Linked DNA regions of Homo sapiens: region 1 is linked to region 2. A link is an interaction called in ENCODE POLR2A ChIA-PET data of the cell type or tissue named here. Cell type or tissue: OCI-LY7. All regions are shown on one strand. Links, peaks and the distances in the headings refer to the core of each region. The heading gives the core; the rest is flanking DNA. Region 1 holds the start of MIIP (migration and invasion inhibitory protein). Region 2 overlaps PLOD1 (procollagen-lysine,2-oxoglutarate 5-dioxygenase 1).

Region 1 (5,370 bases), core at 266-5,265, 70 kb after region 2:
AGTCAGTTTCCCCGCCCCTACAGCTGTCCTCTTGGCTCTGGTGCTGCCCAGTGTCCGCCCTGCTCGCCCACAGAGGCCACAGCTCAGCTGATAGCAACCTCATCCTTCCAGATTCCCAGGCTACACACTTGGGGCATCACCCTCGAGTCCACGGTCACACGTGCTGCACCAAATCTGTCACCTGCTGTCTTCCAAGTCTGTTGACCCTGCCCAGTTTCCTCACCTCCATCATAACCATCAGCCCGGATCTAGGTTCCTGTTCCTGCCTTGTCCCCGCCTATCCTCGCCATCTTGTGGCTGTTTCAAGGCAGCAGCCAAAGACTTTCTCAGGTAACAAAAAAAAAATGAATCATTACCTTTTTTTTTTTTGCAATCCACAAAACAAGTAGTTTCTGTCATTAACAAGATGTTATGTACAACCCACTAAATTGTTCACGACAGCATCATCCCGGGTGATGAGCCATAGTTTGAAAAAGGGCCTTCTTGCCTTATGCAAATGCTGCTTAGTTATTCCCAGTCAAGGCCAGCCTCATTCCTGTGCTTTCTCTGACTACCTCATCTGTCCACTGGCGAATCTGAGAGGCTGGAAGTTTTAGCCCTCTGGTAACAATGTCCCTATTTAATCACAAAAAGTAGGTAGTCAGGAATGTTCCACTGTGTCCCAAGCACTGGGGTGACAGCCCAGGCAGCTCTCTCGGAGAGCATCTGGCTTCATAATGTGGCCTCAGAAGCAGGGCCCTCCTCGCAGATGTCAGCTAAGTTGTTCACCGTGTCCTCAAGTGGATGGTTTCCTGTGTCTAAGTGGGACTCTTAGGCTTGAGATAAGAACAGCGAACTTTGAGAGTTTAGTATGTCAGACATTTCATACGCATGAGCCCTAATCTCAAAATCCAATGGTCTATTTTCCCTAATTTCCTCAAATGAGGAAGTTCATTAATTCAGCAAAATATTTGTGCACTTACTATGTGCTAAGCATGGTTCTAAGCACTGGAGATATAGCAGTGACTAAGGTGGATAAAAATCTGCCCCTGGGGCCAGACGCGATGGCTCACGCCTGTAATCCCAACACTTTTGGGAGGTGGGCGGATCACGAGGTCAGGAGTTCAAGACCAGCCTGGCCAACATGGTGAAACCCCATCTCTACTAGAAATACAAAAATTAGCCAGGCTTGGTGGCGTGCACCTGTAATCCCAGATACTAGGGTGGCTGAGGCAGGAGAATTGCTTAAACCTGGGAGGTGGGGGTTGCAATGAGCCGAGATCACGCCATTGCGCTCCAGCCTGGCAACAGAGGGAGGCTCCCTCTCAAAACAACAACAACAACAACAAAAATCTCACTCACTGATTAGTAACCTTTTTCAGTTACAAAGAAAAACAACATACTCGCTAAACTCCCTAACATCAGGAGCCATCAGGCAAATTATCTCAAGTCTTGATTTACAAACCAAACCCTTATGCCTCTGATTACACAGGGGACCGGTCTGACAAACTTTTTTTTTTTTTTTGAGGTAGGTTTTTGTTGGCTGGAGTGCAGTGGCGCAATCACGGCTCACTGCAGACTTGACCTCCCAGACTCAAGTGATCCTCTCACCTTAGCCTCCCGAATAGCTGGGATTAAAAGTGTGCGCCACCATGCCCGGATAATTTTTTGTTTTTTTGTAGAGACGAGGGATCTCACTATGTTACTCAGGCTGGTTTCGAACTCCTGATCTCAAATGATCCTCACACCTTGGCCTCCCAAAGTGCTGGGATTATAGGTGTGAGCCACCATGTCTGGACACAAATATTCTTTTTCTTTTTTTAATTTAATTTTTCAAATAGAGAATGTATGTTGGCTGGGCACAGTGCCTCATGCCTGTAATCCCAGCACTTTGGGAGGCTGAGGTGAGAGGATCGCTTGAATTCATGAGTTTGAGACCAGCCTGGGCAATCTGGCAAAACCCTGTCTCTACAAAAAATACAAAAATTAGCCCAGCATGGTGGTGTGCACTGGTAGTCCCAGCTATTCCGGGGGCTGAGGTAGGAGAATCACTTGAACCCAGGAGGTGGAGGCTGCAGTGAGCCGAGATTGCATCACTGCACTCCAACCTAGGCAACAGAATGAGACCCCGTCTCAAAAAAAAAAAAAAAAAATAGATGGGATCTTACTGTGTTGCCCAGGCTGGCCTCTAATTCCCAAGCTCAAGTGATCCTCCTGCCCCAGCCTCCCAGAGTGCCGGAACTACAGGCATGAGCCATCACACCCAGCCAATAAACATTCTTTTCTGATAAGCAACTGCAGAACTTAAGCCAGTTTCAGCCAGCTTACAGAAGCTGTGAACAACCTGTTTAGCCAATGCACATGAGCTCACCTCCTCTCATAAATATGTATACAGCTTTTCCCTCAAACCTGCTAAATATGTATGAATATGGGCCCTGTGAGGCATAAAACCCAACCTGTCCTTTCTCTCTTGGAAGAGAGCACCTTCAGTGCATGCTGCAAACCATCTCTTCCTGGTTTGCAAACAAGTATCAACAATAAAGTGCTCCTTTCTACTATTTAGCCACCCTGGTGATCTTCTAGACAACATTATGCGTATTTCTGCTAGGAACATTAGTGTTCAAATCTCTGTGTAGGCAGATGTTTTCATTTTTTGTAGGTAGATATCTCAGGCTGGACTTGCTGGGCCATATGGTAAATTTATGTTTAACTTCTACAGATTTTGTGAAGTGGTTATACTGTCTTATATCCCCACCAGTAGTGAATGTGGGTTCATATATATATATAGTTTTTTTTTTTTTTTTTTTTGAGACAGTCTTACTCTGTCACCCAGGCTGGAGTGCCGTGGCACAATCGCGGCTCACTGCAACCTCCGCCTCCCAGGTTCAAGCCATTCTCCTGCCTCAGCCTCTCGAGTAGCTGGGATTACAGGTGCCCACCACCACACCCGGCTAATTTTTTTCTATTTTTAATAGAGACGGGGTTTCACCATGTTAGCCAGGCTGGTTTCAAATTCCTGACCTCAACTGATCCGCCCGCCTTGGCCTCCCAAAGTGCTGGGATTACAGGCCTGAGACGTCGTGCCCGGCCTCATTTCATTTTTTAGAGCATCACAAACTACCTCTCCAGCTCATCTTGCTAGAGTTACTGCATAATCCATGCATTCCTGCCAAGGATCAGCCATCTTCTTGAGTCGGAGGGCTTCCTGCTAGCTCGGTGCCTGGTGTTATCACCCTCGGCTCTTCTGGAGGTAGAGGGGCTACCTATCTTCTTTTCATTCTTTTTTTTTTTTTTTTTTAATTTGAGACAGAGTTTCACTCTTGTTGCCCAGGCTGGAGTGCAATGGTGCGATTTTGGCTCACCACGACCTCCGCCTCCCGGGTTCAAGCGATTCTCCTGCCTCAGCCTCCCGAGCAGCTGGGATTACAGGTATGCGCCACCATGCCCGGCTAATTTTGTATTTTTAGTAGAGACGGGGTTTCTCCATGTTGGTCAGGCTGGTCTGGAACTCCCGACCTCAGGTGATCCGCCTGCCTGGACCTCCCAAAGTGCTGGGATTACAGACGTAAGCCACCGCGCCCAGCCAATTTTTGTATTTTTAGTAGAGACGGGGTTTCGCCATGTTGCCCAAGCTGATCTTGAACTCCTGACCTCAGGTGATCCACCCGCCTCGGCCTCCCAAAGTGCTGGGATTACAGGCGTGGGCCACTGCGCCCGGCCCCAGTTTTTCTAAGTTATATAGTTTAGGTTTCACAACTAGATCTATGATCCATTCTAGGTTAATTTTTGCATATGGGTTTCTTTTTTTTTTTTTTAGGATGAGTGTGTGGATATCCAATTATACCTACAACATTTGTTGAAGACACCATCTCTTCTTGTTTTCCCAAGTTTCCACACACATTATTGATAAAATAAATTTTTTTGGGGGGGGTGCTGGGTGTCGCTGGGCTGTAACTCCTTACCTCAAGCCATCTGCCCACCTCGGCATCCCAAAGCGCTGGGATTACAGGCGTGAGCCACCGCCCCGGGCCGAAGGCATTATCCTTTCTCCACTGAATTGCACTTTCATTTTTGTCAAAAATTAATTGCTCACATATCGGAACTCTATTCTGTTGCATTGATCCATTTGTCTACCTGGACGCCAATACCACACTTTCTTTCTTTTTTAAATTAATTTATTTATTGAGACAGGGTCTCTCAGTCAGGGTGGAGTGCAGTGGTGCAATCAAAGCTCACCACAGCCTCAGCCTCTTGGACTCAGGTGATCCTCCCATCTCAGCCTCCCGAGTAGCTGGACTACAGGTACGTGCCTGGCTCATTTTTTGTAGAGACGGGGTTTTGCCATGTTGCCCAGGCTGGGTATCTTTTTTTTTTTTTTCTTTTTTGAGATGGAGTCTTGCGTCTTGCTCTGTCATCCAGGCTGGAGTGCAGTGGCGCGATCTCGGTTCACTGCAATCTCTGCCTCCCTAGTAGCTGGGTTCAAGCGATTCTCCTGCCTCAGCCTCCCTAGTAGCTGGGATTACAGGCGCCGGCCACCTCGCCCGGCTAATTTTTGTATTTTTAGGTTTACTGGCGTGAGCAACCGCGGCCGGCCCCAATACTACACTTTCTTGTTTACTGTGTAGTCCTTATCTTCTGGCGCAAAGCGGGCACTCGCTAAAAACCTGAATGAAAGTATAAAGCAGGCCGGGCGCAGTGGCTCATGCCTGTAATCCCAGCATTTTGGGAGGCCGGGGCGGGCGGATCACGAGGTCAGGAGTTCGAGACCAGCCTGGCCAACATAGTGAAACCCTGTCTCTACTAAAAATACAAAAAAAAAAAAAAAAAAAAAAAAAAAAAAAAAAAAAGCCGGGCATGGTGGCGCTCGCCTGTAGTCCCAGCTACTCGGGAGGCTGAGGCAGGAGAATCAATCGCTTGAACTCGGGAGGCAGAGATTGTGGTGAGCCGAGATCGCGCCACTGCACTCCAGCCTGGGCAACAGAGTGAGACTCCGTCTCCAAAAAAAAAAAAAAAAAGAAAAGTATGAAACGATGAGTACAATGAGTAGCCAGCCGCCTGCCCCACCTACCCCGCCGCTCCGGACTGCCGCCTGCGCCGAGCCTAGGCCGCCCAGCCTGACTGAAACTGCCGCTGCTGAACTCAGCGTATCCAGTCCCGCAGCTGACCAATCGGAGCTCGCCCTTCCGGGGCCCGCCCCATTCCAGGAATCGACCTCCGCACCGGCCTCGAAAATTGACCAATCGGTTGTGTAGCTCCGCTCTTAGTCCCGCCCCCACGCTGAAACTGACACTTCGGATCGCCGAGTAACGCTCACCAGACGTCCCGGCCCTGCCCCTCACCTGACCAATCAAGACGGCCGGCCGAGGCCCCTGGAACGGCTCAGGCGGCTGC
Region 2 (5,355 bases), core at 356-5,355:
AAGGGGCTTTGAGCCACGCCACCCCATCCCCTTCCCCCACCCCTGCTGCTGGAGTTCAAGAGCCTGTTCCATCAAGAATCCTGAATTGCGCATGCACGCGTACACACACACACACACACACACACACACACACTCACTCACATGCTCTCACGCTGGCTTTTTCCATCCATGAAATGTGACACTCTTCCTGTCCCCAGCAGCCCCCTGTTGCCAAGAGGGCCTCAGAGCTGGTGGCTCTGGTTCTCTTCACCTGGGGAGAGACTTCACCGTCCTGGCAGGAGCTCGGGGGAGCCCTTCCCCAAGTGTGAGCAGCATCCCTCGTTTCTGGATCCCAGGTTCAGGTAGTGAGGCCTCTCCTTCCCACACCTGCCTGGTGTATCCACCCCCTCCTCCCCCAGCACCGCAGCTAATCCCTGCCAATCCCTGCTGGGCCGCCTGGCGCCAGCCCTCTGCCCTGGGGCCAGCTCCCTGCCCCGGCTACCCCTGCCCCAGCTACCCCTGCCCCGCCAGCTCTGGCAAGCCAGGCCCCTTTGTTCCTACAGTCTAGGTTCCTCCTGACTTCCTGAGGTGGTGGGAGGGGAGGGCCTTACCTGCCTGCTGTCAATCTGGCCACCAGGTGAGAAGTGTAAGCTGCAGACCCTCAGGGAGCTAAGACTCACCCAGGGAAACAATGATGAGCACTGCAGTGTGGGTCTTGCCTCTGTGGCTTGGAGGCCAGAGAGGGCAGGAGAAATCCGAGAAGGCTTCATAGAGGTGGAAGGGACGTCATTGTCACTGGCCCTGGGACCTGGAGGAAGGTTAGAGAAAGGAGACACAGGCCGGGTGTGGTGGCTCACGCCTGTAATCCCAGCACTTTGGGAGGCCAAGGTGCGCAGATTGGTTGAGGCTGGGAGTTCCAGACCAGCCTGAGTAACATGGTGAAACCTCATCTCCACTAAAAAATTTAGCTGGGCTTGGTGGGGTGCACCTGCAGTCCCTCCCAGCTACCTGGGAGGCTAAGGTGGGAGGATCACCTGAGTGCAGGAAGTCAAGGTTGCAGTGAGCCATGAGCCATGATTGTGCCTCTGCACTCCAGCCTGGGCAACGGGAGTGAGATTGGGTCTCAAAAAAAAAAACCCAAAAAACAAAAACAAGAAAGGGGACACAGAGGGAGCCATGGTCCCTTGCATGGGAGGTCCCTTGCATGGGAGGTCCCTTGCATGGTCCCTTGCATGATCCCTTGCATGGGAGGAACCCAGCAAGGAGAGACCCCCTCCAGTTGGAGGAGGGCCTGCATGATGGAGAGGGATGAGTATATCACCCGCCAGATCAGAGAGGGCCTTGAATGCCAGGCCAAGGCATTTGCTTCTCATTAATCAGCACCAGTAATACCTCTTTATTTTTATTTATTTTTATTTTTATTTTTGAGGTGGAGTCTTGCTCTGTCACCCAGGCTGGAGTGCAGTGGTGCGATCTTGGCTCACTGCAACCTCTACCTTCTGGGTTCAAGCAATTCTCCTGTCTCAGCCTCCCAAGTAGCTAGGACTACAGGCACATGCCACCACGCCCAGCTAATTTTTGTATTTTTAGTAGAGACGGGGTTTCACCATGTTGGCCAGGCTGTTCTCGAACTCCTGATCTCAAGTGATCTGCCTGCCTCAGCCTCCCAAAGTGCTGGGATTACCGGTGTGAGCCACTGTGACCAGCCTTCAGTAATACCTCTTCATGTGTGCCGAGCATCCCAATAAAGATTTTACATGCCTGATCTCATTTAATTACTCCAGCAGCCCTGAGAAGTAGGTACTATTATTATCCCTGCTTTCCAAGGGGGAAACTGAGTCTCAGAAGGGCTAGGGACTTGCCCCAGGTCACATGGCTATTAAGGAGCAGAGCTAGGATTCTAACCAGGCAGGCTAGCTCCAGACTCCTCGCTTCTCAGAGAACACAGCTTCAAAGTGTGCTCTGAGAGGGGCTTCCCCAGGGCTCCCTGAGATGCTCTCTGGGGAGTTATTTCCAGAAGATTCTGTTGCAGAGGCAGGCCACACTACAGAGCCTGGGAGAGGTTCCTTGTTAAAATTGTAGGAATGGCTGCCCTGGCCAAAGGTCAGCAGTGGACCAGTAGATTTCAAGTCAGTTTCCACTCTGGGCCGACTCATTGGTTCTAAGAGCCTCAAGCATGGTGTTGGGAGAATCTAGAGCCATGTGATACTCAGCAAGAAAGACTGTGAGATAGATTAGCAATGTCTGTCCTGGGTTAGGTATGGAGAGCAGGGACCTGTGAGCCATGTATTTGCTGTCCCTGGGCTAATTGTCTATCATTGGCCAGAGAGATCTTCCTGGTGGTCAGCATTCAGAGTAATCTTCCTTCCACACCCTCTAAAGCCAGAAACTCAGTCCTATAATGTAGGGTGTAGACACCTCTCCTGTCTACAGCACATGCTTCATGACATGTTGGTCAGTGTATTTGTCTGTTTTATGTTGCTGTAAAGAAGTACCCGTGGCTGGGTGATTTCTCAAGAGGTTTATTTGGCTCACAGTTCTGCAGGCTGTACAAGCATACCACCAGCATCTGTTCTGCTTCCAGTGAGGCCTCAGGAAGCTTTGACTCATGGCAGGCATGTCACATGGTGAGAGCTGGAGCAAGAGAGAGGAGGAAGTGCAAGGCTCTTTTAAACAACCAGCTCTCTGCTGGGCACGGTGGCTCATGCCTGTAATCCTGGCACTTTGGGAGGCCAAGGCGTGTGGATCATTTGCGGTCAGGAGTTTGAGACCAGCCTGGCCAACATGATGAAACCCCGCCTCTATTAAAAATACAAAAATTAGCTGGGCATGGTGGCGAGTGCCTGTAGTCCCAGCTACTCAGGAGGCGGAGGTTGCAGTGAGTTGAGATTGTGCCACTGCACTCCAGCTTCGGTGACAGAGTGAGATGCTGTCTCAAAAAAAAAAAAACAAAAACAAACAAACAAACAAAAAAAACAACCCAGCTCTCTTGGTCGGGCATGATGACTCATGCTTGTAATCCCAGCACTTTCGGAGGCTGAAGCAGATCACCAGAGGTCAGCTGTTCAAGACCAGCCTGGCCAACGTGGCAAAGCCCCGTGTCTACTAAAAACATAAAAATTAGCCAGGTGTGGTGGCACCCGCCTGTAGTCCCAGCTACTTGGGAGGCTGAGGCAGGAGAATAGCTTGAACCCAGGAGGTGGAGGTTGCAGTGAGCTGAGATCATGCCACTGCACTCCAGCCTGGGTGACAGAGTGAGACTCTGTCTCAAAAAAATAAAAACCAACCAGCTCTCACATGAACTCAGAGCAAGAACTCACTCATTACCAAGGAGATGGCACCAAGCCATTCATGAGGGATCTACCTCTGTGACCCAAACACCTCCCACTGGGCCCCACCTCCAACAGTGGGGATCACATTTCAATGTGCAATTTGGAGGGGACAAATATCCAACTATATCGGTCAGTTACTGGGTGGAGGGAGCCCTGGAGGAGACTCAGGAGACCTGGGTTATTTCCTGCTCTATCATCCTTTCTTCCCTGGGCCCTGTTCTGTAATGGGTTGACATGAAGACACTTCCTGCCAGAATTTGACAGGTCACTGGGAACAAAGACCTCCTCCCTGTCACCTCCCTCATCCTCCATTCCCATTCACCATACCCTCCTCTGTCTGCAGACAACCTTTTAGTCCTCACGGTGGCCACTAAGGAGACCGAGGGATTCCGTCGCTTCAAGCGCTCAGCTCAGTTCTTCAACTACAAGATCCAGGTAAGGGGTTTCCTGGGTGAGGCAGAGACAGTGAGGGGTGGCAGGAGGATCTAGGAGCTAGTGTCCTTTCCAAACTACCACGTCTCTTAAGATAGACTTGGGGCCACAGGGGAGGCTTCTGGAAGCCTGAAGGATGAAAATGAGTTAGTCGGGAATGGGAAGACACAGCAGAGGACACAGCATGAGTCTAGGGGGTGATGGAGAGGGAAAGAGTTGGCTAAAGAAATGCTCAGATGTTAGTGTGCAGGAGCCTCAGCTGAGAGGCTAGTTTAGAGGACAGGGCCTCGGGATCAGCATTTCCACAAGTACCACCCCGTAATTTGGGGATGGGCACGGTCTAGACATCTTCCCGGTATTATAAACACTGCTCTAAAGAAACATGAGTGGTCCCGCACAGGGGCTCACGCCTGTATTCCCAGCACTTTGGGAGTCTGATGATCCACTGAGGTCAGGAGTTCGAGACCAGCCTGGCCAACATGGCGAAACCCCATCTCTACTAAAAATATAAAAAAATTAGCTGGGCATGATGGCACGCACCTGTAATCCCAGCTGCTTAGGAGGCTGAGGCGGGAGAATCACTTGAACCTGGGAGGCGGAGGTTGCAGTGAGCCGAGGTGGCGTCACTGCACTCCAGCCTGGGCAATAGAGTGAAACTCTGTCTCAAAAAAAAAAAAGAAAATAAAAGAAAAAAGAAACATGAGCTAATGCCCGATCGACCACTGGCATGGGCTTGGTGTCATCTGTGTGCAGTCCATGGGGCTGAGCCCTGCAGGGAGACGAGTATCCTGAGTGCTTCCTTATGTCAGGCACAAGGTTGGGCACTGGCAATAGGGTGATGGACAATACAGAACATGTCATTGCTTACACAGAGCTTGCAATCTAGTGGCATTAAGTCAGCAAGCAAGTGTATCAGCTCACATGAATGAGGGTTGCAGCAGAGGGTTGCTTCAGGCATGGCTGGATCCAGGGATTCAAGCAGCAAAGTGAGGGCCTTGTGTTTCCATCTCTAGGCCCTGTTTGTTTTAATCGTGGTGGCAAGATGACCACCAGCCACAGATTCATGTGCCCCAGTTTCTCAACTTCAGCAGAAGGAGACAGGCTTTCCTTTTTAGGAAAGGCCTGCAGACTGTTCTGTTTTTCACAGAACAGTCCCAGGGAAGGCGCTGATAGGCCATGCTGGGGTCACATGCTCAAATCTCCGGATGTGGGAGGGGCAGGAAGGGTGGGACATTCTGATTGGACAGGCATGGTCACATGACCACCAGGAACCGGCTAATCCTCATACAGGTGGAGAATGGTTTCCTTACAGGGGAGGGTCAGAGTTGCTGGACCCACAGGAGCAAAAAAATTATTTCTTTTTCTCTTTTTTTGAGACGGAGTGTTGCTCTGTCTCCCAGGCTGAAGTGCAATGGAGCGATTTCGGCTCACTGGAACCCCCACCTCCCGGGTTCAAGCAATTCTCCTACTTTAGCCTCCCGAGTAGCTGGAATTAGAGGCATGTGCCACCACACGCCGCTAATTTTTGTGTTTTTAGTAGAGACAGGGTTTCGCCATGTTGGCCAGTCTGGTCTTGAATTCCTGACCTCAGGTGGTCCACACGTCTCGGCCT

Evidence for each region. ChIA-PET counts read pairs that join two places held together with the same protein. Peaks named below come from ENCODE experiments on the same cell type or tissue, not always from the same donor. Only the 100,000 strongest peaks of a DNase experiment are listed, where the experiment ranks them.
Region 1: POLR2A ChIA-PET joins it to region 2 with 5 read pairs; 10 of 35 experiments call an interaction of 5 or more read pairs at or near these places.

Annotation. Positions count from the first base shown.
Region 1 is chr1:12,014,146-12,019,515 of GRCh38, forward strand. MIIP (migration and invasion inhibitory protein) reads left to right here and starts at 5,353. Exons shown (of 10, transcript NM_021933.4): 1 at 5,353-5,370. RefSeq lists enhancers at 5,013-5,062, 5,140-5,370, 5,183-5,262. In OCI-LY7, for the core only: CTCF peaks have their summits at 325 (motif pointing left) and 524; a DNase peak (open chromatin) is centred at 5,236; H3K4me3 peaks cover 689 bases.
Region 2 is chr1:11,944,322-11,949,676 of GRCh38, forward strand. It overlaps PLOD1 (procollagen-lysine,2-oxoglutarate 5-dioxygenase 1), which reads left to right. Exons shown (of 19, transcript NM_000302.4): 2 at 3,655-3,746. Among named protein-coding and RNA genes, the nearest start is that of PLOD1, 12 kb to the left of the region's middle. RefSeq lists enhancers at 1-285, 113-789, 790-1,465. In OCI-LY7, for the core only: no CTCF peak of the experiment used is centred there; a DNase peak (open chromatin) is centred at 4,950.